2 separate regions of the Homo sapiens genome follow, and region 2 is linked to region 1. A link is an interaction called in ENCODE POLR2A ChIA-PET data of the cell type or tissue named here. Cell type or tissue: B cell. All regions are shown on one strand. Each heading gives the region's core, and the rest is flanking DNA. Links, peaks and the distances in the headings are about the cores only. Region 1 overlaps TPX2 (TPX2 microtubule nucleation factor). Region 2 overlaps NOL4L (nucleolar protein 4 like).

Region 1 (15,743 bases), core at 4,791-8,790:
TTCATTAAAACATGTGACTGGGACTTAATGGTTGCCAAACCCAGAATAGGATTGCCAAACCCAAGTTGTTTGGGTTCAAGCTGGTAACACAAGATTACTGCGTATTTTAGTTTCAAATGAACCTATAAAAAGGCTTATGCTTGCAATCTGCTATAAAATTACCCTAACTCTGGATATTTATAGATAAAATGGGAGATGTAACAAGAAACTGGCCTGACCAATGACAGTTTATATATTACAATTCCATAAACGATCACCACAGTCACCTTTGCAACTCCTCTGGGTTAACGGAGATAGGACAAGGTGGATGTAATTGCTTAGTATGAATTTTCAAAGTCCATCACTGAATAGTGACAATCTAAGGCAAAATAAAGTGCAACTTTTGATCCATGTTACAAAGAGCAGCTGATTTTCAATGCTACAGCAGACAAGCCTCCAATGCTTAACTGCTCCTTACTGTTTCCATAAATTGTAACTAGTTATCACTAAGAGCAGAAAATTCATACCCTTACCAATTACTTTGTTCTTGGAGGAACAAAAAAAATGAACAAATGTTCATACCCATTCTTAAAGACAAGTCCAAAAAAGAGTGGTTGCCTTTGAACTCCATTAAGATTAATAAATGATAAGGCTTAGATTGACTGACTATATAGAAGGAAAAAGAACCCCCCTACTCCCAGGGAATCACCTCATCTTCTTTGGTGGGCATTCGAATTCTGTTCTTCAATGCAAAGGCTGGTGACTTGGGGACGGTGATTGGAAGTACCTTCTTTTCAGGAACACCCTGAAAGGAGTAAGCAACTCAATTAGATATCACAAAATGATCTCCACTAAGCTGTATGAGAAGATTAAATCCTTTTTTCCCCTTTGGGTAGAGACAGGGTCTCACTATGTTGCCCAGCTGGTCTCAAACTCCTGGGCTCAGGCAATCTTCCTGCCTTGGCCTCGCAAAGTGCTGGGATTACAGGTGTGAGCCACTGCACATGGCCTAGAATGATATTTTTGAGTTTTTAAAATATAATTAATCTAAGCACAGAAAATAAAAGAACATAAAAGGGAAAGAACACCAAATTGTCAACTCTCATATCTCTTTGAGGGTGAATTAAGAGAGAAATTTAATTTTCTACATCTCATAATCCTTTTATTTGTTTGTTTGTTTTGAGACAGAGTCTCACCCTGTTGCCCAGGCTGGAGTGCAATGGGGCAATCTCGGCTCACTGTAACCTCTGCCTCCTGGGCTCAAGTGATCCTCCCACCTCAGCCTCCTGAGTAGCTGGGACTACAAGCGCGCACCACTTTGCCCAGCTAATCATTTTTTGTAGAGATGGGTCTCAAATTCCTGGCCTCAAGCAATCTCCTGCCTTGGCCTCCCAAAGTGTGAGGATTACGGACGTGAACCACTGTACCCAGCCTTATATCTCATAATTCCAACACATTCAACTACCCTGAAGATTTTTCCTTAATGATTTTAAAACACTGCTAACATTTCAAATCGTTGTGGAATAAATGACATGTATCATATTGTGCACATAATTTAAAACTAACACATTTTAGAGAGTTGTTCCACAGCATTTTTTGATTCACACAGAGTTTATATTCTATCACAAATCTGGCAATTAATCCTAACTGCAAAATGGTATCTCTTGGCTGCTGTTTTGAATGAAGTGTACGGCCAGATCGATTAAGAACAAAACAAAACCTCAGTAATTTCTTGTTACACTCGTGTCCACATCCTGCCCCCATCAGCTCTCTATTCTGCTCTTCCCTAAAGTTTCATTGCCAGACCTACTTCAGCTATTGCCTGTGCCATTCTGCTAGTCTCCTAACAGTCTTTCAGCTCCACAACTCATTCCTCCAATTCATTGTCTGCATGTAGTCCACATTATTACTCTAAAACACATTTGATCACATTACTTCCTGACTTAAAATTCTTTAGGCCAGGTGCAGTGGCTCATGTCTGTAATCCCAGCACTTTGGGAGGCAGAGGTGGGTGGATCACGAGGTCAGGAGATCGAGACTATCCTGGCTAACACGGTGAAACCCCGTCTCTACTAAAAATACAAAAAAATTAGCCGGGCATGGTGGCGGGTGCCTGTAGTCCCAGCTACTCGGGAGGCTGAGGCAGGAGACTGGCGTGAACCCAGGAGGCGGAGCTTGCAGTGAGCCAAGATCGCACCACTGCACTCCAGCCTGGGCGACAGAGCAAGACTCCGTCTCAAAGAAAAAAAAATTAATTCTTTAATGGCTCCTATTGCTTACCTACAACAGCATAACAAATTCCTTTTCGTGAAACACAAGGCACTTGCTTGAATCTCACTCATAAATATCGCCTTCATGGCCTCCTTAGTAGTAGCATTAATCTGGTACCCTCCTGACTCTCCCGCCTTACCTCTCACCCCTCCTTACATATCACGTTGCAACCACAACGAACTACTGATCGCTCCCCAAATGGTTCCTATCTCATTACCTTTGCTTGTGCTTTCTCTGTCTGAAATGCCCCGGCTGCTTGAAAGCACCCAATTCATCTTTTCAAGCCTCCACTTTTATAAAGCCTTTCCTCTTTTATAAAGCCTTTCAATAGATCTCTCCACTCCCAGGACCTACAGAACTGACCCCTTTATCCCATTGTATATGGTTTTATCACAGTCCATACAAAACTTAATTGCACTTATTTATTTAGATGTTCATTTCCCCCTGCTAGCCTGAGTGCTTCGAGGATGGAGACTATTTTACTCCATCAGACCCAAGTACCTAACATAGACCTTGGCAAGTATAAAGCACTCAGTAAATGTTTGTTGAATGAATGCAGTAAGAATGAATGAACACATGAGTAACAGAATTTATACCTTGGACTCTAGGAGGATACCTTGGGAGCCTTCTCCTTAATCCCAACAATGCTGCAACCGTTCGAAACATGTTTGGAATGTCTTTCTTGGAGTGGCTTTCAAAGGCACTTTCTGGACCATGCAAGACAGTTGCTCAATCTTTACTATTCATTTAACAAATAGTTTACACCTCTATTATCTTGGACTACTCAGAAGTTTTAGTTCCAAATAACCTTAGACTAGATCCTAAAAGCAAATTAATGTTTAAAATACACGTGAAGATTTGTCATCCTGGGAGGGATCCCAAAGGCTCATCTCAGGATTCAAGATGCATGGCTTTTCCAAAATGCTTTTTGCAGTATCACAATCATTGGAAGGGATTTACAGTCTCTCAAGGTGACCACTGAGAATGCTCATTCTGCTGTGAAATTTCTTATATGTTTTCTAAAGAATGCTAGAATCATTAGCATAGTGAAATCCAATATAGCAGATCTTGTATTCAGAGTGACAAAACTCCAAGAAATGGGTTGTCAAATGATGTTTACCATAAAACAGCAACAACAACAAAATCTGCTCTTCTATAGACATGTGGACACTAGCATCTTGCTTGAATGCACCAGGGGCAAGTGGAAGAGAGACAAATAGTGAGCAAGAAGCCACGGGTCTGTCTGTTCCAGCCCAGCTCTGCTTCCAATCTGTATAACCTTAAACACATCAGATATCCTTCTAGGCCTTGGGGTTTTTTAATAAAATAAAGTAATTGAAATAAGTAATTGAGGATTCATTTAGTTCTGAAATAATTCCCTCTCTCTGCATTCACCCAACAGAAATGTCTGCATTTTAAAAGAGAAGCAAGGGAAACCTCTAATAAGTAGGCCATGAAGGAGATATGTATGAGTGAGCTCAATCTCTTAATTAGTTGGGGGAGAGGAAAAGATGATTTATGAAAATCATCTTTGCAGCAACTATCCACTCACACCCCAGCCCCCCTTCCATCAAAGTTAACTAGGGGCTCGATTAGAAATAATGAAAAGAAAATTGGGTTTACAGAAACAAAGAAAGTTTTTTTTTGTTTTTTTTTGTTTTTGCTATTTTAAGTTTTTTAAATTATAAGCTCCTTGAGGACTGGAATATTGTCATTTGCATTCTTTTGTCTTCCCATATCACCTACTAGAAGACCCCGTAGTAACTGTTCAATGAACATATGTTGGTTAATATTACCATATTTACTCATTTACACATCTATATGCTCTACCAGACTATGAAAGCTTTGAGGACAAGGGCCGTGTCTTATACCATCTTTGAATTCCTAGTGTCTAGGTGCATGTCAGCTTCTACTATTACTCACTCAGTTATCCGATATCAGAGTGCTTGTGCTGTGGTGGTCACTATGCTAGGGGCTAGGGATACAGAGTGAATAATATAGATACACACGGTCCCTGTTCTCAGGGAGCTCACATTCTAATGGAGGAAAGAGACAATGAAGATTTAACAAATTAAATACTTCCAAATTTTCACAAGTGCTCTAAAGAAACCCAGCAGAATATGGAGCTAATGGTTATTAGAGGGATGCTCCCTCAATGAAGGGGAAGGTATCTCTAAAGAGGTGATATGTGGTTAGAATGGGGCAATGTGGGTGGATAAATGATGCATTTAGGAAAAGCAGCCAGGACTGGGGATGGGAATGGGGAGGTGAATACCTCTCCCTAAGACAGGATGTGCCCCCCAAGTACCCTGGGACAGGATCTCAGGCCTGTCCCAGGGCAGTTAGGAAACTACTCTGAAGCAATGTTATTTTGGGAAGTATATATATTTTAAAAAAGCCTGCTGCCCTCCCCAAGTCATCCCTAAAGTATCTCTGCTAAAATTACTCACTGGTCTCACTGACACCACATCCACCTCCGTGGTGCCCCGGCTGCCCAATAGAGGTCAGCACCAAGTTCACATTTCACACCCTCGTGCTCAAGGCTTTGTCACTCCACCTCTGCCCCAGGAGTCCTTTTCTCATTTCTGCCTCACTTGGGCCCACTGCTGCCCAAGCCCATCTTTCATCAACTCTATTTATTGTCCCCCTGCCACTTATCAACCACAAGTGGAAGTGCAGAGGAAACACTGTAAGGACACACGAAACAGCTTCAGCACTGGGGGGGACGTGGATGGGGAACAAAAGCATCAGACAGACAAGCTGCATCAGGCTCTGGAAGGTGGGCTCTTAAATTCTGCTGTAAAAGTCCAACACTAGAAGTTCAAAGACTTTTTTTTTTTTTTTTTTTTTTGAGACAGAGTCTCGCTCTGTTGCCCAGGATGGAGTGCAGTGGTGCAATCTCAGCTCACTGCAACCTCCACCTCCTGGGTTCATGCAATTCTCCTGCCTCAGCCTCCTGAGTAGCTAGGAGTACAGGTGCCTGCCACCACGCCCGGCTAATTTTTTTTGTATTTAGTAGAGACAGGGTTTCACCATGTTGGGCAGGCTGGTCTCCAACTCCTGACCTCAGGTGATCAGCCCACCTTGGCTTCCCAAAGTGTTGGGATTACAGGCGTGAGCCACCGCGCCTGGCCGACTTACTCTCTTATAAATGTTTCTTTTAAATGTTTCCATAGGCAAGCTATAATCCCCTGTGAAAGGAAAATAAATCTTGGGACCCCCAAAATCAGTAAGCCAAGGAGAAAAGTCAAGCTAGGAACTTCAACATGCAAACCTGCCTCCCATTCAAAGATGAAAAAGGTACATACCTCCCTCACAATTTGCCCACTTGAAAATTCCTTGGGGGCCCCAAGTTCTTCACCCTAAAACAGTTCTGTTGAATTTCACCCTGACAATATAAATTGATAGCTTATCTTCACAGGTACAGGACAAAGGACAGAACTCAAAGTCATCCCTTGGCTCACCTGAGAAATGCGTATCTGATTGCTTCCTCTGCCCTAATTATCTTATGTAAAAATGCAGATTCACTGAACTAGATGAATGCATAAGTAACTATTCCTCTACCCCCTCTCACATGTGAACAAAGAATGCAACCATTTGCCTCTTACCTACCCATACCTTTTCAAAATCTCTTCCCCTTTCCCCACTATCCACCCTTTCCCCTTAAAATATGAAGCCCTCAAAATCATCTTTGGAGAAAGGTACAGACCTGTCTCCCAGGCATGCATCCTTAACCTTAGCAAAATAAACTTCTAAATTGATTGAGACCTGTCTCATACTTTTTGGTTTGCACCCCTTTCAAAACCTCCCTTTCTGAAAAGTGAAGCGGGTAGAAGAAAACACATCTAACATCTCTTCCTATGCTATGCTTCTCTAGAAACCAAGAGTTGAAGTCAAATCACTGGAAATTTTAGTAGGGAAACCTGCAAACAGCCAGTGTCAAACTCAGAAACCTCATTTGCCAAAATAAATATGATAACAGTAAGCATTGTAGGGTACAATAATACAGTGTTTAAGGAGATGATGGGCTCAGATTCTGGTTCTGCATACTAGATACCTCTCAGTGTTTATTCCCTTGTCTGAAAAATAGGGATAAGTATAGACTCCACCTCTTAGAAGTGTAATCAGACATAAATAAGACAATCTACATAAAGTACTCAGGACAATGTAAGCACTCAATAAAATGACAATTACTATTAATAATACCCCTGCTTACTGCGTGTCAGGCACCATACTCAGTGCTTTATCTGGGCTCCCTCTGTGATGTACCCAACAAATCTGTTTATGTAATAAGAGCCCCAGAGGATTCTGAGAACCAGCTGGATTTGGCAAACACTTCCATTCCGCAAATCGTATCAATTCGGTCACACCTTACCTAGTGCTTTGCAGATCTGTTTACACAGAATTTTCACAGGTATAACCTGGTACCCAACTACTCTAAGATCTCAACTAACTCCTAATGAACTCTGGTCACCCTTCCCTACTTACTACTTCACCCTAGCATTTCTAGAGTACACACAACTGACAAACCAATTTCCTAATCAGTGTTTTCAAAAATGTAGTTCAGCTGGGTGCAGTGGCTCACGCCTACTATCCTAGCACTTTGGGAGGCCAAGGCAGGTGGATTGCTTGAGACCACGAGCTCAAGACCAGCCTGGGCAACATGGCGAAACCCAGTCATTACTAAAAATACAAAACTTAGCTGGGCATGGTGGTGTGTGCCTGTATTCCCAGCTACTCAGGAGGCTGAGGCATGAGAATTGGTTGAACCTGGGAAGCAGAGGTTGCAGTGAGCTGAGATTACACCACTACATTTCTGCACTCTAGCCTGGGCAACAGAGTGAGATTGTCTCAAAAAAAAAAAAAAACAGTAGTTCAGGTGTGACTGATGCTATGAGAAAGGATCTTAGGTGAGGTGTAGACTGTTGTTTTTTTTTTTTTTAAATAAGCACATACTTCCTAAGAACCTTCTATTTTAAAAGGTAACCTCTATTTTTATATAACAGCATGGACCCTGGAATCATATCACCTAAGATTCGTATGCTAGCTCTGCCGCTCACTAGTTTGTGATTTTGGGCAAGTTATTTAACCTCTATGTTTCCTAACTGTAAAATGGATTAAGTACCTACAGTGCTTACCTCATAGGGTTGTTGTGAGAATTAAGTGCATTATTATATAAATGTAAAAAGCTTAGAATAAAGACCTGGCATGTAATAAGCATTATATAAGTATTAGCTATTATTGCTGTGTTATTTGTGGCAAAAGGTACTGGTTTTCCATTTACATATTTATTTAAAAGTTCCCTTTAAATTTACGTTAGGTTACAAAGTGAGTTGATTTTTAAAATAATAATATTGGTATGTAAGGTACAAGGATATAGGACAAATTGAGAGAGTGGTACATAAATAAAAACAAAAACTTAGGTAGGGGGAAAAGCTTGGAGGAAAATATGTTATTAAAAGCAAGGTGCCAGCCAGGCACGGTGGCTCACGCCTGTAATCCCAGCACTCTGGGAGGCCAAGGCGGGTGGATCACCTGAGGTCAGGAGTTCGAGACCAGCCGGGCTAACAAGGCGAAACCCCGTCTCTACTATAAATACGAAAATTAGCCAGGCGTGGTGGCATGCGCCTGTAATCCCAACTACTCGGGAGGCTAAGGTGGGAGAATCGCTTAAACCCGGGAGGCGGAGGTTGCCATGAGCCGAGATCACGCCATTGCACTCCAGCCTGGGCAACAAGAGCTAAACTCCAACTCAAAAAAAAAAAACAAAACAAAAAACCAAAAGCAAGGTGCCAAAAGAGTGTTATAGAAACCCTGAAGAAATAATTTCTCTTATCTGGGGCTCCATTATCTTGTATGTAAAACTAAACGTTGAGCCCTTCTGGCTCTACAACTCTGAGGTTTGCATATAACCTACTTTTCCCTTGTTGTATTCACAACACTGTTTCCTCAATGGGTAAAGACAAAGAAGGCACAGCCCTTGGAGATTAATCACTTGGGTGGGGGAAGATTTCTTAACAGTTTATTGTAACAGAGCTTGGCATATAGTACATATGCATCATGGCAGGGAAAAAAAAGCATCGTGAACAGAAGTCACGCAAAAAGCTCTCAATCAAAAGTAGGTATCAGGGAGGAGAACCATTTCTAAGCATAATCATGATTTTTGTAAAGCCTGGAAAATATAACTTCAAGTTGCTTCTGATTTAGTGCTAAGAAAATACAATAAACAAAACTAGGTACTCAGTCAAAGGTAATACATTGGTGCAGTTTCCCCTAAAAGCATGGTGACTCTAAAGCAAGCAAAAAGAAAGAAGATAGGAAAACAGAGTGCTTCTAGAGTTATCCCGGACCTGCATCAATCCAGGCAATCCAAACCAGTGGCGGCGGGTGAGGTCCTCATCTGCACTGAAATGTAACTAAAAGCCGCTTTCGCATTTATGCAGGTGCTTAACTCCATTGCTTATTCTCTGACTGTAGCCTTGCTTCCTGATTGCACATTTTCTCTAAACTTGTGGTTGTGAGCCTATTATCAAACTACAACTCACTTCTCTGAAACAGTTTCCAGTGGCTCTTGATAAACTTTTCTCCAGCTTAACTGACCCACTAACAGCTCCCAGTAGAAGCTTCTTGTTTCCCACCGTCAGGCTTTTTATCATGTAATTCCTACTGCCTGGAATGTTCTGCCAATCCAGTCCATTTGCATTTCTGCAAGTCAAAATTCTATCATGTAATGGAGAGGCATATAATGAGGTATTAGGATCACAGACTCTGTAGCTAGAGTGTCTGAACTCTTACTTGCTCCACCATGTACTAGCTGAGTGCTCTAGGAATACTACATAACCTCTGTGTGCCTCGGTTACCTCATCTGAAACAGGTGATAAAATAACCCACCTAAAGGGGTTGTTGTCAAAACTAATGGGCTAATATATGAAAAGGGCTTAGAGCAGTCCTGGCACACAGTAAAATTGTCAGCTATTATGACAACAATAGCAACACAATAACTATTACTACAGTACATCGTCAAGGCTCAGGTCAAATGTGCCTCTCTACAAAGCACACCCTGAACTTTCTATCTGGAAGAAACCATTTTCTCCTCTGAATTCCTATTTTAACTGTCATCTCTCTCAGAACACTTCTGTCCATTTTCTATTATTCACACATATATTGTCTCCCATACCAGACTTTGAGTTAACTAAAAGCAAAATCCACTTCCGATAAGTCTCTTTATCACCTGCAGTTCCTAATATGATGCCCTGCTCATAATATCTACCCAAACTTTTGTGTGAATGGGTGGATATCTGGTCATGAGCAGTACACTTCTGCCAGCACACATAGCCTCAACCTTACCACAACATCTTCCAAAATCTTAGTAGGGCAAGGTCTGGAATGAAATTCAAAGTGTTCATCCTCTGTTTTCTTCTTTGATTCTCGCTCCTGGATTCTTTTCTCAATTTCCAAATCAAAGCCAATAGGCTCGGTGGGTGGTTTCACAGGTGGTTTCTTGGGCAAGATGGGCCCACCTTCAAGTATTCTGGGATCAAGTTCACGTGCTTTGAATTTGTATCTGTAAGGTGAAAATTTAAATAACCACAAAAAAAATTTTAATAAAATGAAAACTTCACAAACAAAGTAAGCCAACCACAAAGAATAGTAATCATTAAGATTATGCTCCCATTGACTGGACAACAGAATAAAATAAATAAAAACGAAAAACAATGGGCCAGGCACGGTGGCTCATGCCCGTAATCCCAGCACTTTGGGAAGCCAAGGTGAGCAGATAATTTGAGGTCAGGAGTTCAAGACCAGCCTGGCCAACACAGTGAAACCCCATCTCTACTAAAAATACAAAAATTAGCTGGGCGTGGTGGTGCACACCTGTAATCCCAGCTACTAGGGAGGCTGAGGCAGGAGAATCTCTTGAACCCAGGAGGCGGAGGTTGCAGTGAGCTTAGAGGCACCACTGCACTCCAGCCTGAGCAACAAGAGCGAAACTCCATCTCAAAAAAAATAAATAAATAAAAAATAATAAAAGAATAAAAGAAGAAAGAATAAATCAGACAGTCCTAACATCCCTACCACTTAAGAATTGAGGCTTCACTTCACAGAAGAAGCTCCCCCTCCTCAAAAGAAGCACAAAAAGGAATGGAAGAAGGATACAGGAAATAAACTCCAATGCTACGAATCACACTAAGTTTCCATTTCCCTCCACTAATAATAGCTGTAACAATCCCTTGGGGAGTCACAAAAGGGTGGGATCTACCTAACTTAACCTTAGAGGGCATTCCTTAATTGAAATCCTAAGTAAGTTCTTCTACTGCAACCTCTGGATTAGATTTTGTGTGTGTGTGTGTGTGTGTGTGTGTGTGTGTGTGTGTGTGTATGTGTGTATGTGCAAGACAGTCTCGCTTTGTCACCCAAGCTGGAGTATATTGGCGTGATCTTGGCTCACTGAAGCATTGACCTCCTGGGTTCAGGCTGCCCCCTAGTAGGTGGGACTACAGACGCATGCCACCATGCCCAGCTAATTTTTTTTTGGTATTTGTTGTAGAGATGGGGTTTCACCATGTTGCCCAGGCTGGTCTCAAACTCCTGGACTCAAGTGATCCTCTTGCCTCGGCCTCCCAAGGTACTGGGATTACAGGTGTGAACCACCACACCCAGCCTGGATTCAATTTTTACCAGTTTATACTCCAGAACATCTCCATATTCCCACTATAGTCCTTAAATCATATAGGCAGGGGCGTAGCCTGCAGAGCCTACTACTCAAATGCCATAAATTTTTACGGAAAGAAAAATAGCAACTGTCACCCTAACAGAACTGAAAATAAAGTAGGCAGGTTCGTGGAACTCTTCCTCAGATACTGCCAGTGGGACTTACTGTTGCAATTTCTCGAGCTCCTCAGCCTCCAGCTCTGCTGTACTTTTGCAGGTCACAGCCCGTGCACGGTGTTTGGTTTGCAGTACAGGAGTCTGTGGGTCTCTGCAAATCTTGGTCACAGAAGATTTGGAGGGTAACAGGTCTGTAAACAGAGATGACAGATGTTCATCTAGATCCGCAAGACCCAGTTTACTTGTAAGTGGTGATTCACCTATGTAGCCCAGAGAGGGATAAACCAACCACAGAGTGGTGGGCCCACAACAGTCAGCTCAGCTTACATTGGTCAAACCAACCAACATTCAGTTACTTCTCCCCTATTCCTCTTTTATTGAGGGGTATGACTAAGGTAGCCTTTGGGTAAACTCTACTGTCATCTTCTGAACTGAAAATCCATCCATGTCTGACAGGTTCCTTATCACTGCACGGGCCTAGACTGACTTTCTTTTTTTTGAGACAGGGTCTCACTCTGTTGCCCAGGCTAGAGTGCAGGGGCATAAAGGCTCACTACAAATCCAACCTCCCTGGACTCAGGTGATCTTCCCACCTCAGCCTCCCAAGCAGCTGGGATTACAGGCATGCACCACCATGCCCAGCTAATTTTTATATTCTTTGTAGAGACAGGGTTTCACTATGTTGCCCAGGCTGGTCTTGAACTACTGGGCTCAAGCAATCCACCCACCTCAGCCTCCCAAAGTGCTGGGATTATAGGCGTTAAGCCACTGTGCCTGGCCAGGCCTATACTTTCTATTGACAATGCCAATTATTTTGCTTGTTATTAACACAAAAAATTTTTGCTTATTCCAGCTTTAAGATATAAGGCCTTCCTGGCCGGTCACAGTGGCTCACGCCTGTAATCCCAGCACTTTGGGAGGCCGAGGCAGGGGGATCACGAGGTCAGGAGATCGAGACCATCCTGGCTAACACGGTGAAATCCCGTCTCTATTAAAAATACAAAAAATTAACCGGGCGTGGTGGCAGGCGCCTGTAGTCTCAGCTACTCGGGAGGCTGAGGCAGGAGAATGGCATGAACCTGGAAGGCGGAGCATGCAGTGAGCCAAGTGAGCCAAATGAGCGCCACTGCACTCTGGCCTAGGCGACAGAGCGAGACTCTGTCTCAAAAAAAAAAAAAAAAAAAAAGATATAAGGCCTTCCTAAAGACCAAGTAAAGCCTGAACAGAATGGCTCAAACCTGTAATTCTAGCAATTTAGAAGGCCAAAGCAGGAGAACTGCTTGAGGCCAGGAGCTCAAGACCAGCCTGGGCAACATAATGAGACCCTGTCTCCTAAGAAAATATAAAAATTAGGTAAGCATGGTGGCATGCACCTATATATAGTCCCAATTACTTGGAAGGCTAAGGCAGGAGGATTGCTTGAGCCCAGGAGTTGGACACTGAAGTGAGCCATGATCACGCCACTGCACTCCAGCCTGGGTGACGGAGCAAGACCCTGTCTCTAAAAAGCAAAACAAGAAGGAAAATAAATAAATAAATAAATAACAAAAGAAGACCAAGTGAAAACTCCCAATTTTATGAAATCAATATAAAAGCATCAAGACCACATCTTACAGAAAATCAAATGGAGAAAGTTAAAAACTATGTTAAAGCATCAATATTAAGACATCACCACCACTCATTGAAAATATTAATTTACCTGGCCAGTGAAACCTTGTCAATTTTCATAACTAATATAGAATGAATCTTTCAATTTAGGTCTTGTCACATAACAGTGGTAGATCAAAACCAAATCTATTTTAGAAATAAGCCATGTTTCAAAGATACATGTAACCATTATTTAGCTGTAACTGTACAAAGTTTTAAATAAAAATTGCATAATATAATTTCTCTTTCCTTTTGCCAGGACTAGTATTCTGAAAGCAGGACATATCAGACTCTGAGTCATATATTATTTGAAAAGTTATGCTTAATATTTAAATTTCCATTAGAATAAAGAAGAATATTTCATTATTTTCATACTATAAAATCTAACAAAATCATTTTGGCCACTAGAACATAATAATAATATTAAAAAATGCTGTACTTGGCCAGGCGCAGTGGCTCACACCTGTAATCACAGCACTTTGGGAGGTTGAGGCGGGCGGATCACTTGAGGCCAGGAGTTCAAGACCAGCCTGGCCAACAGAGCAAAACTTGGTCTCTACTTAAAATCCAAAAAGTAGCTGGGCATGGTGGCACACACCTGTAATCCCAGCTACTCGGGAAGCTGAGGCACGAGAATCTCTTGCACCCAAGAGGTGGACGTTGCAGTGAGTCGAGATCGCGCCACTGCACTCCAGCCTGGGTGATGACACCCAGAACGAGACTCTGTCTCAAAAAAAATGCCTATGCAAGGATATAAAAAATTTAGAGATCCTCAAAGGTAAAACAACCACATTCTGCTTTATCCAGAATACTATCCCTATACTCCCAACAACTATTTAATACCACCTCCACCCTTCAGATTTCATCTTCCTTCTTGCAGAAATTATTTCCATAAAGATAGAAACTATTACATTAGAATCCGCTCATCTGCTCACCACCAAATCTACAAACTCCCCCAGTATTTGCACCCATTCCTCCCACTCTTCCATCCTCCTTTTAAAGAACACTCACTCCACCTGTGCTAAGTATCCCTCCAATACCTGCCTGCTCAGGGACTTAATCCATTAGTTATCTCCTCTCTCTCGTACCTTCAGCTTCTTTATCTCTGACGAGACTTCTCAACATTCAGACATGCTCTCCCTATCTCCCACCTCCTTTGACTCTTGCACCTCCCTCCTCCTCAAAATCCCCTGCCATAATTTGTAGTGACCTGTTTATCTAATGACAGTTTAAGAATGCAAAGAACTAATTAGTGTATCTCTAATGACAGAGATAAATAGGTCACTACAAATTATGGTAAAGGCTTTTGAAACTTGATGTCGAGTTTTGAAACTTGAATTAGAAACCTGATGTTGAGTAGCACCAAGTCTATTTTATTTACCTCTATATACCTAACACAGTGTGCCTGGTTAGTAGTAGTAAAAATTTTGGTGGACCACTGAATAAAAAGCACATAGCCTTGAATGAATGAAATGCCTTCATTTTCTATAGGTAACTAAATGCAATGTGACACTTTGACACATGGCAAAAAAATGTCCGTTAAGGATGTGTAATGACATCTCAGGTTACCTTAACTCATTCCCCTTGGCCAATTATTGATGAGGAGGATCAAGACGGTTGATGGGTATAAGACAGACAGCTGGGTGGTTTGAAAAATTCTGAAGGATACATTTGTTGTCTGCATAGTCACACGCCATACTTTAATTGAAAAACTAGGATTTCAGCTAAAGACAAATCTGTGCCTAAGATGTAAGCAGAGGGAATGTAGGAGAGGTTCCATCCAACTGTGATACTGGTAGGAAACTTACTAATATCATCCTTCTTGCTCCTCAAATGATATCTGTTAGGGGTTCGTTTATGGAAGTCTTCAACTTGCTGTGCAAGGGGCACATATGTAGAAACTGTTTCATCAAATGTTCTTTTCTTTCCTTGGGACAGGTTGAAAGGCTTAACAATGGTACATCCCTTAGTCACTCGGGCCTGTAAAGAGAAAAGTTGTTCCCCAAATGAAATGTCACGGAAGAGCTCACATCTACCATAAGCCACATATTCGGCACAGAGGATCAATAAAAAAGGCCTGTGTAAAACCAAGATTATTATTCTGAAGTTTGTCAGTCCTTGAGCAAGGGTTATAACTAATCTGTTCTCATTAAAAAAAATTAAAAATGGAAGAAAGGATCTAGCACTTAACAAATCTTATGTTCTGGAATAGTACATAGGTAATTTCCCCCCAACCATGTCAATGTTTTGAAGGAATCCAGAGTAAGCTATCTTAGAATTGAAGACAAAAAGCACTGCAAAGAAATCTCACCCTCAACTCCACTTTAAAAAAAAAAATTGATTGGGCCTCTGGGTATGCATCAGGTCAGGCAGCTTCCTGAATCAGTGGAATCTCTCCATACATCCCCTAAAGAGACTGATGAAGAAGCCTATTCCTATTCCTTGGACCAGTAATTTTGATAAAACTGGTCTCTAATTGGAAGCAAAACCCTTCAAGGACCTGTATCTCAAAGAAAGAAGCATAACCTCAGGGTTTAAGAATGCAAATAACTAATTTCAAAAAATGATGATACTGACTACAAATGCAAGTGGAGATTATTAGTACTAGCATTTTTACTTAACGATTATTACTGATTTTGTTGGTGCTCTGGTAACAAAACTGCATGAGATTTGACTGGTCTGCCCCAACCCTATTTTTCCTATAAGATCTGTTATATTGGCCAGGCATGATGGCTCACACTTGTAATCCCAGCACTTTGGGAGGCTGAGGCAGGTGGATCGCCTGAGGTCAGGAGTTTGAGACCAGCCTGGCTAACATGGGGATACCCTGTCTCTACAAAATACAAAAATTAGCTGGGAGTGGTGGCAGGCGCCTGTAATCTCAGCTACTTGGGAGGCTGAGGCAGGAGAATTACTTGAACCCGGGAGGCGGAGGTTACAGTGAGCCGAAATCGTGCCATTGCACTCCAGCCTGGGCGACAAAAGTGAAACTCCATCTCAAAAAAAAAAAAAGATCT
Region 2 (15,743 bases), core at 3,123-7,122, 740 kb before region 1:
TGCAGCCTGGGAATTAGCATGCTGAGCATTCAGATCCATCTGAGGAAAACGAGGAAGCCAGAAAGGACCTGCCAAGGGATGCCCTGCTTAAGTATTTATTAACTTTGCCAGGGAGGACTTAAAAATCTGATGTCAGGATGCAGGGCGTTCCTGCTCTTTCTATCCATAATCCACATTAAGTCTCTGGGCAGATGTGTTGAATTTATACTAATGTTGCCCAATAAGATTCTTTTGTTCTCACCATTAGGAAAATTGGCCTTCATCGGAAATGAAAATATTAATATATTAGGCCAGGAAGCACAGAGCATGTCTATATTTAATGAGCCAATACCTGTTTTCCTACAGTTACCTCCCTGGCTCAATCATGGAGACATTCTGATCAGCAGTTCTCAAAATCTGTCTTGCATCAGAATCATCTGGGGGGGCCTGTTAAAACCCCCAGCACATCAGATTTGGTAGGTTTAAGGTGGAACCTGAAAATGTGCATTTCTAACAAGTTCCCAGGTGATGCCAATGCTGCTGGTCTAAGGACCATTGCTGTAATATTTTGAAATATCAGATGTATTTAAGTAGACATTTGGTGATTTTGTCAATGACTTGCCACCTAGCTTTTCATTTAGAACCCAAATGGGCTGGTGTTAAGGGAGCTGGTGATGTCCAAGAATGTAGCTCCATAAATGTGTAGGTTTTTTTTGTTTTTGTTTTTGTTTTAGAGATGGGTCTTGCTGTGTTGCCCAGGCTAGACTCAAACCCCTGGGCTCAAGTGGTCTTCCCATCTCAGCATCCTGAGTAGCTGAGACTACAGGCATGCGCCACCATGCCCAGCTTCTCCATAAATTTTTAAAACTATTGCCATGTCTGATTCTGTTGGCCTGGCTCTGGCAGGCTGTTTGGGGGTTGGATGGTTCGAAAGGATGGTGTGTGTTACCATGGCAATGTTCTTCTCCATGCAGGAAGGCCCCAGAGGTTGATCCTACACAAGTGACTGTGTGTTTTTCGTGGTTCTTCCCATGGGGTGATACAGGGTTCCATTCCATTACTCCTGCTAGGTGTTTCCAGGAAGCTGGGATAGGCAGGAGACTCCAAGTCCCTTCTTGATCCAGCCTATAGATAAAGTGAACTTCCTTTGTCAATTCACTGTCCAGTTTGCTTAGGGCAATGGATTAGATGAAGCTAATTTGGGTACCAGGCAGAAGGGGGATGGCAGGGGCTTCCCAAGTCTACAGGGAAGGTGCTTTCTGCTTCCTTTATTAGCAGCTCTTCCCTTGCAGCACTGTCTGGATCCTTAGCTAGGGAAGGCCTGCCTCCCCTGCAGCATTTAGCATGAAGGTTATTACCTCCATGGATGCAAGGGATAGCAGAGATGTCTGCGGCACGTGACTACTGTCGGATCCCTTTGTTGCTGTCTTCTCAGGGTTCTCCTTGAAGGCCACGTAGACATCCTGGCGTTCTTCCCCTAGGGTGTAGCACACATGGAATCCAGGTGGCCCTAGCTCACCAGAGGACAGTTCAAGGTATGGCTCTGCAGCCCTTGCGTGGTTTGAGTTCTGGTCGCTCCAGGCCCTCTCCTTTCCTATGTAAATCTTTGCTGTAGAGATAGGTGGATTACAGGACCCAAATTTGAACATTAAGGGAGAAAGTGATCAATTTTTAAAGAAGGAACTAACTGAAAACTGCTTCCCTGAATAATTTTGCTGGGATTAATTTTATGGTCACATTGGACCAGGTGCAAAGCTGTTGTTTACCAGAGTCAACCTAAGAGGGCAGGTGGGAGGCTGGGAAGAGACAGGCCACATGGGACAGTACGTTTTGCTTTTTTATCTGGGTTGGTCAATTACACTTTGACTTTTGGAAAGCTTATTCCAAGTTTGTGGGAGCCTTAGCATATTATTTAGGAATTAAATAAGACTGTGCATCTCTTCTGATGGTGGGTGTTACTGAGGGGGACACATTTTGTCATGGGTCCCCTCTGGACGCGTCAGAGGGACCAGAGATAAGAGGAGATTCCTAAACACAAAATGTCCAGACTCAGAGGGGTCCAAGGGAAGAGATGAACATTAACCAAGTCTGTATGTGCTGGATGCCTGACATACATTCTTGATCCTTGGAACATCCAACTAGCACTTTTTAGGCCCATTTTATAGGTGCGGAAACTGACTTTCAAGAGGTATAAAAATAGGCCGGGCACAGTGGCTCACACATGTAATCCCAGCACTTTGGGAGGCTGAGGTGGATGGATCACCTGAGGTCAGGAGTTTCAGATCAGCCTGGCCAACATGGTGAAACGCCATCTCTCCTAAAAATACAAAAATTAGCCAGGTGTGGTGGCAGGCGCCTTTAATCCCAGTTACTTGGGAGGCCGAGGCAGGAGAATCGTTTGAACCCAGGAGCCAGAGGTTGCAGTGAGCACTCCAGCCTGATGGCAGAGTGAGACTGTGTTTCAAAAAAAAGAAAAAAAAAAAAGGTATAGAAATAAAGTAACCCACCTAAGGCCCCCACAAGCTGGTTAGGGGGAAATTTCCATCTCACCTACATAAAATATTGTCTCCTCATCAGATTGCTTTCTTTCTCCATTCCTTCCCACAAAATTTTATCTCCTTCCTTTTCCAGAAATATCTGTGTTCTGGTCTGAAACAATTTTGAACAGGGAGGTCTATTGGCCTTTAAGCAGCTAAGCCTCTAGAGCTATGCCTCTGGATTCAGGTGATCCAAATGTGGCTGACTTCACTCTATACTTAAAAATGGTAAAGATGGTACATTCTGCATGGGTATTTTACCTGAATTTAAAAATTCAGTGGAACTACCCCCATGATATCCTTTTTAAAAACTGTTTTTTAAATTAAAGTTTATCAGACATACAGAAATACACAGATTATAAATGTTAAGGTTTTTGTTTTTGTTTTTTTTTTGAGATGGAGTTTCACTCTTGTTGCCCAGGCTAGAGTGCAATGGCGTGATCTCAGCTCACTGCAACCTCTGTCTCCTGGATTCAAGTGATTCTCCTGCCTCAGCCTCCTGAGGAGCTGGGATTACAGGCATGCACCACCACACCCAGCTAATTTTCTATTTTTAGTAGAGACGGGGTTTCTCCATGTTGGTCAGGCTGGTCTCAAACTCCCGACCTCAGGTGATCTGGCTGCCTGGGCCTCCCAAAGTGTTGGGATTACAGTCATGAGCCACCATTCCCGGCCAAGTGTTAAGATTTAATGACTTAATAAATTGAACACACTTCTATAACTACTGCCCAGATCAACAAATAGAAACCCAGCTATATTCATTTTTTTTTTTTTGAGATGGAATCTCGCTCTGTTGCCCAGGCTGGAGTGCGGTGGCGCGATCTCGGCTCACTGCAAGCTCTGCCTCCCGGGTTCACACCATTCTTCTGCCTCAGCCTCCCGAGTAGCCGGGACTACAGGCTCCCGCCACCATGCCCGGCTAATTTTTTGTATTTTTAGTAGAGACAGGGTTTCACCATGTTAGCCAGGATGGTCTCGATCTCCTGACCTCATGATCCACCCGCCTTGGCCTCCCAAAGTGCTGGGATTACAGGCGTGAGCCACCGCGCCCAGCCAAAACCAGCTATATTCATTCTTAAGGTTCATTTTGTTTATTTTCACCAATGTGAACCTCTGGTTAGAAGTGTATTATAACTGTACATCCCAAATCCATATCTTTGCTGAGTAAAAAATTTTTTAAAAGTCTAACTGACCTATCATAATATTTGTCCCATCCCAACCCTGTCATGGCAGTATATGAAGAGCCCTGTAATGCTGGGCATTTACGGGTCAATAGTGAACAAGTTAGTCATTGATCAGCCCGTACAGATGGCCTGAGATGTCGGAGGGGGTGGGATACTCCCCAAAAGAGGTAAAATTGATTCCTGAGAGAGGTTAAGAGCAGAAAAGTCATGGAACTTTACAGCTCATCTCATAAATGAAGCTCGGGGAGGTTGAAGGGTTTGCCCATAATCTCACAGCGAGGAAGCTGGACCAGCAAGTGGCTTCTCCTGTACACACAGAGAGAGAGAGATATGTGCTATCTGAGACGTCCCACTGAAATGGGTTCTGACCAGGAAGGAAGCCACTGGCAAGAGGGCCTTGTTGGGGCCAGTGAGGTCACCTCCCAGGGTTACCACTTAGGGACACTGCCCGCTAGCTGTGGGGCTCGGGACCCCACATCCCAGATGCCCTTTGCCCCCCATCTGCTCTCTGCTCTTGAATGGGCTGCTGGTGAAGAGACACTGCTGTTCGGCCATCATGGTGTGTCGAGAAAGCTACTGGGTGAAACCAAGACCTGTCTGTGCCAGAACGTGTTGTGAGCGAGCGTCACCTCCCAGTGTGGCCTGTATTCTACTTGGACTACAGAGTCCAAGGTCTGAAGCCATCTGTGCCATCCACCAGCCACTGTACCTCAGGCAGGTCCTGACCCTAACAACCTCCGAGGGTTGCCCCGGTGTTCGGCTCTCTCATACCTGGGGGAAACATGGTGAACTGCAAAGCACTTCTTAATAACAATATCTAGCAATCCCTGTACTCCAGGCTCAGTGCCAAGTGCTGCACACACAACTCAGTTCTTCATGGGAAAGGGGCTTCTGTTATCCCCATTTTACAGATAAAGGGCCTGAAGCTCGAAGCACAGTAAGTGCTCGGGGTCACAGGGCCACTTCCATGATGGGGCCGTATTCAAACCATGGCAGAGTGTGTCCAAGTGACCCTGCCCAGCTGCCACTTATGACCACTCAGTCATTCAGTCATTATTTACTGACTACCTACTATGTGTCAGGCACTGTTGTAAGTGCTGGAGAGAGCTGAGAAGGAGCAGGCGAAGCCCACATCCTCTTGTTGCTGACATCCTTGAGTTGGGGTCCTTTGGGGAAGAATTCTCTTGGAGATGTGTCTTTTGGGCACTTTTAGAGAAAAGCCTGCTTCCTTTCCCCTCAAATTCCCTCCATATGGCTTGCTCTTGATCTTCAAAGCCCCCTAACGTCCCCACAGACTCCCCTGAAGGAGCTGGTGGCTGACAGCCTAGTGTCTCTGGGTCTGTGTATCTCCCTTGTGAGGACTGCCTGCACGGAGCAGTTCCCCAGCAGTCCGTTCCCTTCCGGGCCCTGGCCTCACCCCCAGCCTCCTGCCCTGTGGTTTCCCTGCAGCCCCCTTTCCTGCTGGAGGGGAGGGCAGGCGTCAGCCCCACAGCTGTTTGCTATTGAAGGACCCGTCTTGCTCCTGGCACACCTAGTCGGGCCAGCTGACACCACTCAGCCAGCCTGATAAGAGGCTCGGGGCCCACGGCCGCCCCGTTCACACGGCCCTGCCACCTCCTCGTGGCCTCGTGCCTGTTATTCTGTACATCTCCACACACAAAGGGCCCGGGTGCCGTTGCTGGCGCTCAGCTGCTGGAGTGGGGAGGGCAGGCAGCCGCGAAAAGCTTTTCAGAAAGGCCAGGGCGGAGGCAGGAGTCACCCAGGTGATCGGAGCTGTTCCCCCGGGACCCCAGCCCAGGCCCACAGTGAAAGGTTACTGCTAATTGGCGAGCTCCTGATGGGGCCGCATCTATTTAGCACTCCCCCCTCCCCAGAGACTTCCAGGATGGTCTTGGCACAGCGTGTGATTCAAGAGCTCCCCGCCCGAGTCTGGCACAATCTGTCTGAAATTGTGAACATGGAGCCTCTTGGTTTTTTAATTTGTATTTTCGTTGTCGCCGTTCTCTGCCCATTGTTGCTGGTAGATTTCATAGCTGCAGCCACCCTGACTCTGGCGTCCCCCTCCAGGGAGCCCCCTCGGTAGGCTCCCTCCCCTCCCCACCCCAAGACCCACTGTCGGAGGCATTGCCCGTCCTGACCCCTTGCCCCGGCCTCAGGGCCCAGTTCTCACCCCGCCATCATTCCTGACACTAACACAGCTTGTCCACCCTGTCGCAGGGGGCAGATGGCCTGTCGGAGCCAGAGGGCATCTCTCTGAAGCGGGTCGCTGTGGTGGAAGATTTCTTTGACATCATCTACTCGATGCATGTGGAGAGCTCAGCGGAGCCAGGCAAAGCCCCCAAGCACGCTGGGCAGAAGAAAACCTACCGAGCGGTGAGATTTCTGTCTCTTTGCCTCCACTGGCAGCCCCAGGCCTTGGCAGGAGGCCACGGGCTCCGCACATGTTGGGCTTGGGGGGCGGGGCAGGGAGCTGAGGCGTGATGAAACGGCCTTTGGGGATCTAGGGGGGCACAGGGCAAGGGCACGGCAGCCAGAGATGGCTCACAGGGCGAGGGGAGGGAATCTGTGGTCTGAGCACAAAGGAAAAGCAGGTTGAAGGGGGTGAGAGGGAGGGAAGGAGAGGGATGAGGGCAGGAGGCGCCCTCCTCTTCCCCGTTTCTGCTTCACTTGCTCCCACCCGACACCACCCCCAGCCCCTTGCAGCCTGTTCTGGGGCTGGGGTGCTGGGGACAGATAATAATCAGAGGAGCAAATGCCTTCATGGCATGGCATTTACTGCATGCCAGGCCTGTCCTGAGCTCTTCCTATGTGTGAGCTCATCCTGTGAAGTCAGGACTGGGAGTTCCCCAGGGGAAGTCGAAGGACCTGCTCCCCACCCTCCAGGAGATCACAATTGGATTTGGGGTGGGGAGGCTGAGAGCAAAAACAAGATACATGAGAAGCAGAAATGTCTCCAAGGCTCGCTTTGAGAGAGCAAGAACCCAGGCTCAGGGGCATTTAGCACAGGCACCGCCAGACACAGATGAGCCCGGGGGACTGTGTGGAGAAGGTGACACCTGTACTGGCATTCTACGCTTTGGGGAGGCATAAGGGCAAAAAAGGCAACCTAGGGGCAGGAAGCATCACAAATGCCAGGGAGGTGGAAATAGATGGGACTGGCCAGACCAGAGGCCCCTCCTCACCCTGCAGAGGGGCCTGCCTGTGTTCTGATCCATCTCCTGCTGACCCACATGTGGGCCTATCCACAGCTCATACATAGCTCTGAACCATTTGTCCAGTGCCCAGGGAAGCCAGTAAAGCCAAGCCCTTCATGCTCATTCAAGCCTTGATGCAGTCCTGTGACCGAGGCACTGAGGACCCATTTCACAGTTAAGGAAACTGGGACCCAGAGAATTGGGTCACTTGTCCAAGGTCAGACGGCAGCTGAGTTGCAGTCAGCCAGTGTCCTCCATGCCGACTTTCTCTGGAGCTTCTAGAGATATGCCCTTCTGTGGCTGGGCTTCCCCACCCAAGGCAGATGTGAAACTTCCCACCCCAAGTTCTTTGTATAAATAGCTTTGGACTACCGTGGAGGTGGCTGTAAAGTCTATAATTTCCCCTTATGGCCCATCTTTTTTTTTTTTTTTTTAATGCAACCATCCGGTTAGTCCTTGTCCTCAGAAAATGGCTTTTGCCCTAAATGGATTTTAAGGATGGACCCATGTGCCAAGAGCCTCAGAGAGGCAAGGTGTCTGCCCAGGAAGGCAGGAGATGGTGATGGTCTCCCCGCCCCTCCTGCTTCTCGGTCTGTGTGCTTTGGGAAGTGACTTGTGGGAAGGGAGTTCTGAGGGTATTTCCACCAGAGGATCATAGAAGAAGGAAGAGGCACCCAGGCTGGGGCCCACATGGGCCCCTTGGCACTGACAAGACCACATTTTCTCAGCATTAAATTTACCATTGTGGGTGGGGCATGGTGGTTGACACCTATAATCCCAGCGCTTTGGAAGGTTGAGATGGGAGGATTGTTTGAGCTGGAAGTTCAAGACCAACCTGGGCACCATAGCAAGACCCCTTCTCTTAAAAAAAAAAATTGGGGCCAGGCGTGGTGGCTCATGCTTGTAATCCCAGCACTTTGGGAGGCCGAGACAGGCAGATCACTTGAAGCCAGGAGTGTGAGACCAGCCTGGCCAACATGGCAAAACCCTACCTCTATTAAAAATACAAAAATTAGCTGGGCATGGTGGCGCATGCCTATAATCCCAGCTACTTGGGAGGCTGAGGCATGAGAATCACTTGAGCCCAGGAAACAGAGGTTGCAGTGAGCTGGGATCATGCCACTGCACTTCAGCCAGGGTGACAGAGTGAGACTCTGTCTCCAAAAATAAAAATAAAAAATATATTAAAAAATTCAGGCCTAGTGGTGTGTGCCTGTAGTCCTAGCTGATTGGGAGGCTGAGGCAGGAGGATTGCTTGAGGCTGCAGTGAGCTATGATTGTACTACTGCACTCCAGCCTGGGTGACAGAGCAAGACCCTGTCTCAAAAAGAAATAAATAAAATTCACCATTGTGCTGAGCAGTCAGCATGTGCTCTACACCAGCACTTCCTACACATGTATGAAGGTTGCATGCATGAAGCAGGTGCTGTTGTTACCTCCATTTTAAGATGAGAAAACTGAGACTCAGAGAAACACATAACCTGCCTGAGGTCAGTCAGCTGACATTCAGAGCCAGGCCACCCACCCCAGAGCCTGTGCCCTGACCACCACACATCCTGCCTCTCTGCAACCCTCCTGTGGTCAGCTAGTAAGCCCTATGACTTGCTGTTGTCCAGGCGGATGGGCTGGAGCCAGCTGGATCATGTGGTTTCCCTGGCCCCTTCGGTGTCCAGCATCAAGCCTCGTCCACAGGCACTCTTTGGGCGGTTTAGGAAGGCAGGGGTCTGCGGCCTCCATGCTGTGGGGAGGGCAGGGCTGAGCTGGTTCTGCCAGCACTTGCATCCCTGGGCCAAGCGGACATCCAGCCCTTTGCTCTGCACTTCCTGGCTTCTCGTCCATATGCCTGCCGCGTGCCCCACTTCCCGCTGCCCAGCCTGGAGCTGGCACATGACTGGCACTGAGCCAGCTGAGCTGCACACAGAGCTGGAATTTCAGCAGCAGGGCCAAGGCTGAGCTGAGCAGGCCAGGGCCCTCCTGCCGTGGGTGTGAGGCCGAAGGGGCTGGCACACCTCCCTCCTCCCCTACGTGCCTCCTCTCCTTTTCCCCTTCTCCTCCCCATCTGTCACCCTTCTCATGCCACCCTTTTCCTTTTTTGGGGGCAGGGGGTGGTGCCTGGATGCCTTTGTGCCCCTCTTCATCTGCTCCCATTTTCCTCGACCCATACCTAGCTCTTCAGCCCCACTCTGCAGACACGAGGCCCCCACCCATCCATGCCTGTGGAAGGAGCCCCCAAGGAAACCCCTGCTGATGGCTGCAGAGGGGCACAGCCTGGCATCACGGGGTACGCATCAAGCTCCTGGCTGAGGACTTTTTGGATCTATCTCTGTGTTTTGCCAACGCTGAATCCTCAGACTGCCTGACAGTCTCTAGGGCACAGGGCCCCTCTGGATTTTTCCAGGCCTAGGAGGGTACTATAGGAGTTAGGACTGGCAGGGCGGTGGCAGACTTTTTCAGTGCACTAAATGAGGCGTGTTATTTGGTAGGGAAAAGAGCTTTCTGGCATCTACTGCTGTCCACCCGTGGATCAGATAGGGCAGGCAATGAGCTTTCTGAAACTGGAGGTATTCGAGCTGGAGTTAGATGGCCATGTGCAATGGATAATGCAGGGATTCCCATTTCGAGTAGGAAGTCCCTGTCTCACTTAGCTTCTCAGTGTGACCTGAGGTGCAGAGGATCTCGGAGGTCTCTCCAGCACCAGGGTTTGAGGAAGGCTCCAGCTGGTTCTACAGAGTTTCCTGAACTCACACAGAGGGCTAGTCCTTTTTCCAAGGGGCCTTCCTGCTTTTCTGATTTCTGCACCCTTCTGGGTTGGAACAAGCCCTTTTGCTTCCTTTTTCCCTCCCAGGGTGCTGGTAGGTCAGATCGGGTTCCACAGTCCGGATCTAGCTGCCCAGGCCACTTTGGAGTTGGGGCCAGATGTGGTCAGCAGCTGCTCCAGGCCCACCACGTGCTAATCCACCCTCAGGGCAGAAGGAGGATCTTGTAAAGTGGTGCAAATCCCCCCAATTGGCCTCATCTGTCTTTGTTGGCCTCTGAGTTGGGGAGTGAAATGGGGCCTTGCAAGTCAGCGACTCTGCAAATAGCTCCTGCTCTCTCTGCCAGTGAAGTCCCTGTTTTTTACCACCAGGAAAAATGTGAAAGGCAAATTCACATACGGGACTCAGTGTCCAGGCAGGAGGCCCGGGGAGCAAGGCAGCAGGCAGCCCAGGGCAGCGGAGGGCAGTTGGGCAGGGACAAGGGTCCTGGAACTTCCCCTCCTTAGACACAGCAGCTCTGTCTTTATCTGTTTCATGTTTTGGGCTTCAGTGTATGAGTCTATTTCTAGAACAGGGTCTGCAGCTTAAATCTAAAACCATCTGAAAACCACCATCCTATTAACTAGAGCATCTGCTAGGATTGTCCTCCTGGTTTCGACTCATTCTGTGGTCCTGTGGCCTTGGGCATTCGTGCACTCAATCAGAAATGGAGGTCCCATTTCTGGTCCCAGGCAAGCCAGGAAGATGAATCAGAAGATGCCTGCTGAAGGTTGCAGGGGGAGGGTTTGTCATCCTCTATACAGGTCCCTACGGCAGTGCAGAGCTGGGCTGGACTCTGCGCTTTATTGACTCCCCAGGGAGCTCTAAGCCAGGCTTGCAGACAATCCAGCCTTGTGGGGCAGGGCTTCCCTCCCTGGCCCTCAGGCAGTTCCAAGGACTTCTCACCTGTCAGCCTTCTATCCTCCCCTTCCACCCATCAATGGGACCCAGGGCCAGAAGGTGTGTGCTCAGCACTCCCCTCCCTGTGGCACGCCAGCCAGCCTTTGCACACTGCTGGGGTCCCTGCCAAGGCCAGGATAAATGTGGCCACCACTCTACCCCTGGAGAGGGAGCCATTCCTATTCCCTCAGCTGGCCAGGCAGCAAGAAGGGCCCTGCCCATCCTGTGTGCAGCCCTCAGCAGAGCAGCCAGGCCAGGAGGACCCCCTGAGCCCTTTAAAAAATATTTCTCTGCCCATTGGCAGGTGAGCAGGCAAGCTTTGGGTAGCTTAGTAGGGCTGCCCTCATGGTAGGGACCTGGCCCTCTTCTCCCAGCTGACTGTGCAACCCTCCCCCGGGCCCTCCACTGAGCTCTCCTGAGGCCTGACCTAGGGTGCCACGTCTCAGGGGAGCCGAGGGGCATCTGTCGGCCCAAGTCAGCCACAGCCCTCTGCTCTGCCTAGCACACGCCCTTCCCTCCTGCACACTTGCTCCTGCAGCTGCCACCCTTCAGCCAGACATCTCTCTCCAGACCCAGCTGGCCTGAGAGGAACGTGCCCCCAGACTTCCAGGCAGCCCTGGGCTGCTCTGCTGAGGGCTGCACACAGGATGGGCAGGGCCCTTCTTGCTGCCTGGCCTACTGAGGGCACAGGAATGGCTCCCTCTCCAGGGGTAGAGTGGTGGCCACATTTATCCTGGCCTGGGCTAGGGATGAAGCTCTCTGTGTGCATGGCAGAAAAGCCCCATCCCTCGGACCTGACACCTGACAAGGACCAGCTGCATCCCTGATGTTGCTCTCCCATCCGCTGCTCCAGTCAGAGACACTGGGGTTTGCCCTTGTCCCTGACCTCCAGAGGAAGGCAATCAGACAGGGAATTTGGAAGGGAGATAACTCATCAAGGAGCCTGCCTGCTCCACAGAGCATCAAATCAGCTGAGAAATAACAATTGTGTCACCAAAATTAACTTCGCATTTGCAGCTGGCAAGAGTGGCCCCTGGACTCTGCCAGTGGGCTGAGCTGGAAGCTGTGCCTGAGCTGGTCCTCCAAGAGCCCAGCCACAGCCTGGGACACCCCAAGCCTTCTGCATCCCCCCACAACTCCACTCCCCAGCCCCGCCCTAGCCCACCTCTACCCTCCAGCCATCACAGAGATGGAGAAGGACATTCGTGCATTTCTAAAGGAGCAAACCCCTGCAGTTGCTGTGGGAAGGCGGGGCCAAGCGCAGCGCAGAGCAGCCCCTCACCCTTGGCCAACTTTCCCAGCCCGGCTGCGGGCTGCGGCGAGGACAGCGGAACGCTTGGGTGATGCTGCCCCTTAGTGGAGAGGTGCGGGAGGACCCAGGCTCCAGGAAGCACATGGAAAACCAGTAACTGGGCAGTCTCAGCCCAGGGAACCTGGGACTGAAGGGACTCTTTGGCCCCACCAGACAGCTAAATCAGGGTCAGTGGCTTTTCCAAAACCCAGAGCAAGAGGAAAGGGCTGGACACCTAGGCCCACAGCCACTTCTTCCCCACTCCCCCACCCAGCCCTTTTTTCATGTTCCCTCCCTTCTTTGTGTCTCTCCCCCAGCCCTCTGCATCCCTGTCCTCCTCCTCAACTAGGGGAGGCCTTCTGGAGGCAACTGTGGAGTGGTGTGACCTGGAACATGGGGTTTAGTCTGGCACTGCCTTGAAAATTCCTTGTGACCTTGGGGAGTCAGCTCACCTCTCCAAGCCATAGTTGCCTGGAACATGGGGGTCCTGCAGAGCCTGTCTAGTTTGAAAAGTCTGATGCCTGGTACTAGCCCTTCACAGCTCTTCCTAAGAAGGTTCTTGACCTGTCAGTGATCACAGGAGATGGCTTGTAGGACCTTTGGTTCTGTGTATGGGCCTGGGGCAGTGAATTTATCTGTGGGTCTCAGTCTATCCATCTCTAAGAGGGGAACTGCTCACCCTACGCTAGAGCAATGTTTGTAAGCCCATTTTTTTGTAGCAGCAATAAAATGTTCTGAGGAATGTTACTTATTAGAATATAGGTTAAAGACTAGATAATGTTTAAAGGGTTTGCTTTTTCAATTTTTAACCTCCTTTATTGCGATTTTTAAAACAAATGGTTTTCCACAAAAGTACTGTCTCATTGCCACAGCTGAGAATCCAGGACACCTGTCCCTTGCTCCTCAAATCCCTGACTTTCCTTGCAAGAGCCGAAGCACCTGCCACCAAAGCTCAGACCTTGGTGACCCCATGGCCAAGTTGCCTCCCCACAGATCCATATAACAAGCGAAGCTCTTCTCTCCTCCAGATCGCAGAGACCTATGCCTTCCTCCCGAGAGAGGCCGTGACCCGGTTCCTGATGAGCTGTACGGAGTGTCAGAAGAGGATGCACTTTAACTCCAATGGCCTGGAACCCAAAGGTAGCAGGGGTGGCGTGCTGGAGGGCTAGGGCGGGGGCCATCTAAGAGTGGACTGTCCCTGAAGACGCCAGCTTTTGCTGGCACAGAAAAGTGTCCAGCAGCTGTTGTTGCTAGTCCCAGAGGCCAGTATGGGTCCGTGGTGCTGCCCAAAGCGCCTTGTTTTGTTTCGTTTAACTTTTTTTAAATCTCAAATTTCACTTAAAAACCAACCATACAAAACAAAAAAGTGAACAACATGTTTCCCCTGCCTTGCAAGGCCCCGGCCAGCCCCTTTCCTCCCAGCCGGATTCCAGTTGGGAATGGCCAGCCTGCCCCGTTCTCAAAGTTCCATCCATGCCTCCCACTGCTTCTCCATGCACGAGGGTCTGGCCTGTACCCTCCCTGAGACGTGTGCATGCATCCTCCCACCCACATACCTGTTAATGATACATCTTCCCTGGTGCTTGTTTCCACCCTGTGCACACCCATGTGGCCTCTGATAAGTAAACCCACGGAGTACTGATGATAATTTTTTTTTTTTTTTTTGAGACAAAGTCTCGCTCTGTCGCCCAGGCTGGAGTGCAGTGGTGCGATCTCGGCTCACTGCAAGCTCCGCCTCCCGGGTTCATGCCATTCTTCTGCCTCAGCCTCCCGGGTAGCTGGGACTTCAGGTGCCCACCGCCACGCCTGGCTAATTTTTTTTGTATTTTTAGTAGAGATGGGGTTTCACCATGTTAGCCAGGATGGTCTCGATCTCCTGACCTCATGATCTACCCGCCTTGGCCTCCCAAAGTGCTGGGATTACAGGTGTGTAATCTGCACCCGGCCGACTGATGAGAATTTAAAATGACCAGGGCAGGCTGGGCACAGTGGCTCATGCCTGTAATCTCAGCAGTTTGGGAGGCTGAGGTGGGAGGATTGCTTGAGCCCGGGAGGTGGAAGCTGCAGTGAGCCATGATCATGCCACTGCACTCCAGCCTGGGTGACAGAGTTAGACCCCATCTCAAAAAACAATAAAATAAAATGCCCAGAGCACTTGTGACCACCAAAGGTGATCCCTTGGACTGACGTCCATGCCCTCCAGCTCTGTCCTGCCCAGTGAGACCAGCAAGGACCTCACTTCAGCACCCCCGCACCCCCTCAAACTGAACATCCCAGAGGCCTCCAGGAAATCTGGGGGCCCATCTGTTTGCAGGTGGCTTTGGCACATTGAGACGGCCCAGCACATTTGGCTGGTACAATTATAATGCTGCCCTGAGAAATGGTGCCCAGGTGGGCGATTTATCAGGGTTTCCAGGACTGCCTGGTGCATCATGCCAGCTCCCGGGCATCGGGCCTGTGGAAGTTGCTGAAGTCAGGCCCGAGGATGGAAACAGACTCGAATGAAGGGCGCGCCGTTTATCCGGGTGGCACTCAAGTAGCATCCATTGAATCTGGGGAAGGAAAAATCCACAGCAAAGCCTGAGCAGACAACAAAGGATTGGGAGCATGGGCGTCAAGCGGGGCTTTCTGCTTGTGTTCATTGTCCCTGACACACGTGAACGGCTTCTGACAGCAGCTGACTCACCAAATCCAGAGGCTTCCATGCCCTTGGGAGCCATCAGGCCACGGCTGTTTCATTGGGCACATGGGCCAACTTCAAAGCACGAGGGGCAGGAATGGATCTAGTTAATCCCTCATAAATGCTGGTTCCCATGTTAAGAACAGGGCTCCAGGGCTGCACTACCATTCAGCTGCTGTGTGTCCTGGGCAAGGGACTTCATCTTTCTGAGCCTCAGTTCCCTCATCTGTGAAATGGGGTTAATCAGAAGGCTGACAAGATATGGGTTAGTCCCTGTACCTGGCATTGGTGCAGGAAGAGAGAGCTGTGGCTGTTGCGGTTCCTGTTATAATGCTGGACACTCCCTCGATGCATGCCTGAGCCAGTGATCCTGAATGCTGCCACCCACGTGGGCTGCCCCTGGCCAGGCAGCAGCTGCAACCCCTGGGCCAAGACAGCATTTGGTACCTGCAGATGGGCTGGAGGGCTTTCCCTGCCCCACTCTCCACCCTGCCAGGGTTTAGGCCGCAGGGGCCAGGGGTGTGTGTCCTAGTGGTGACTGCCTGGTTCCTGCCCACCCATCCGCCTGTCCCCTCCCGTTCCTTTCCTCATTGTTTCCATAGCAACTGGCGGAGTCAGACACAGAATTGCTTGCCTGGAGGAACAGAGGCGAAGCCAAGAGGGGCTCCATTTGTGGGCTGCTCTGGGGTGTCTGAGGCGCCATCCGCTCCCCTCTCCTGCCACACATCCCACGGCAGTATGGAGGGCATTCCTCAGCTCCCTCCGCACTCCTCACTGATGGCTGCGAGGTCTCCCCATGCTGCAGGCTGCACTCCTCATCTGTGGGCTTCTGTGTGGCCAGGAGGGCAACGCGGAGCACAGCAGTGGCCTGCTTCCTCTCCTCGCTGGCTGCCACCACCACACCCCACCCCCAGGGAGGAGAAAGAGGCCAGGGAGCGAGGGAGCACACAGGCCAGGAGCCATCTAGAATATAAACCAGCGCTGAAGCCCATCTTTCCTGGGGCTTTCTTCAGGCTGGACAGAAGACTAGCACCATGCCCATTCTCACCCATCCTCCCCCATCCTCAGACACAATGCCATCTCTGTCCCAGGTAGCGGAGCTTCTCCTCGCAGGGAGAGGAGAAGACGCTGAGGGAGCAGGAGCCCGGGGAAGTGGCTCATGGAAGGGCATGGACTTGGAGTC

The links. Peaks named below come from ENCODE experiments on the same cell type or tissue, not always from the same donor. Only the 100,000 strongest peaks of a DNase experiment are listed, where the experiment ranks them.
Region 2: POLR2A ChIA-PET joins it to region 1 with 5 read pairs; 2 of 35 experiments call an interaction of 5 or more read pairs at or near these places.

The regions. Positions count from the first base shown.
Region 1 is chr20:31,777,776-31,793,518 of GRCh38, reverse strand. It overlaps TPX2 (TPX2 microtubule nucleation factor), which reads right to left. Exons shown (of 18, transcript NM_012112.5): 10 at 14,535-14,706; 11 at 11,129-11,270; 12 at 9,598-9,814; 13 at 689-784. Among named protein-coding and RNA genes, the nearest start is that of MYLK2, 34 kb to the left of the region's middle. RefSeq lists enhancers at 4,764-5,263, 7,400-7,899. In B cell, for the core only: no CTCF peak of the experiment used is centred there; no DNase peak of the experiment used is centred there.
Region 2 is chr20:32,518,088-32,533,830 of GRCh38, reverse strand. NOL4L (nucleolar protein 4 like) reads left to right here. Exons shown (of 11, transcript NM_001256798.2): 2 at 5,918-6,073; 3 at 12,909-13,020. It overlaps LOC101929698 (a long non-coding RNA gene), which reads right to left. Exons shown (of 3, transcript NR_110619.1): 3 at 13,546-14,432. Among named protein-coding and RNA genes, the nearest start is that of NOL4L-AS1, 35 kb to the left of the region's middle. RefSeq lists a silencer at 6,363-6,536 and an enhancer at 4,520-9,300. In B cell, for the core only: no CTCF peak of the experiment used is centred there; a DNase peak (open chromatin) is centred at 5,262.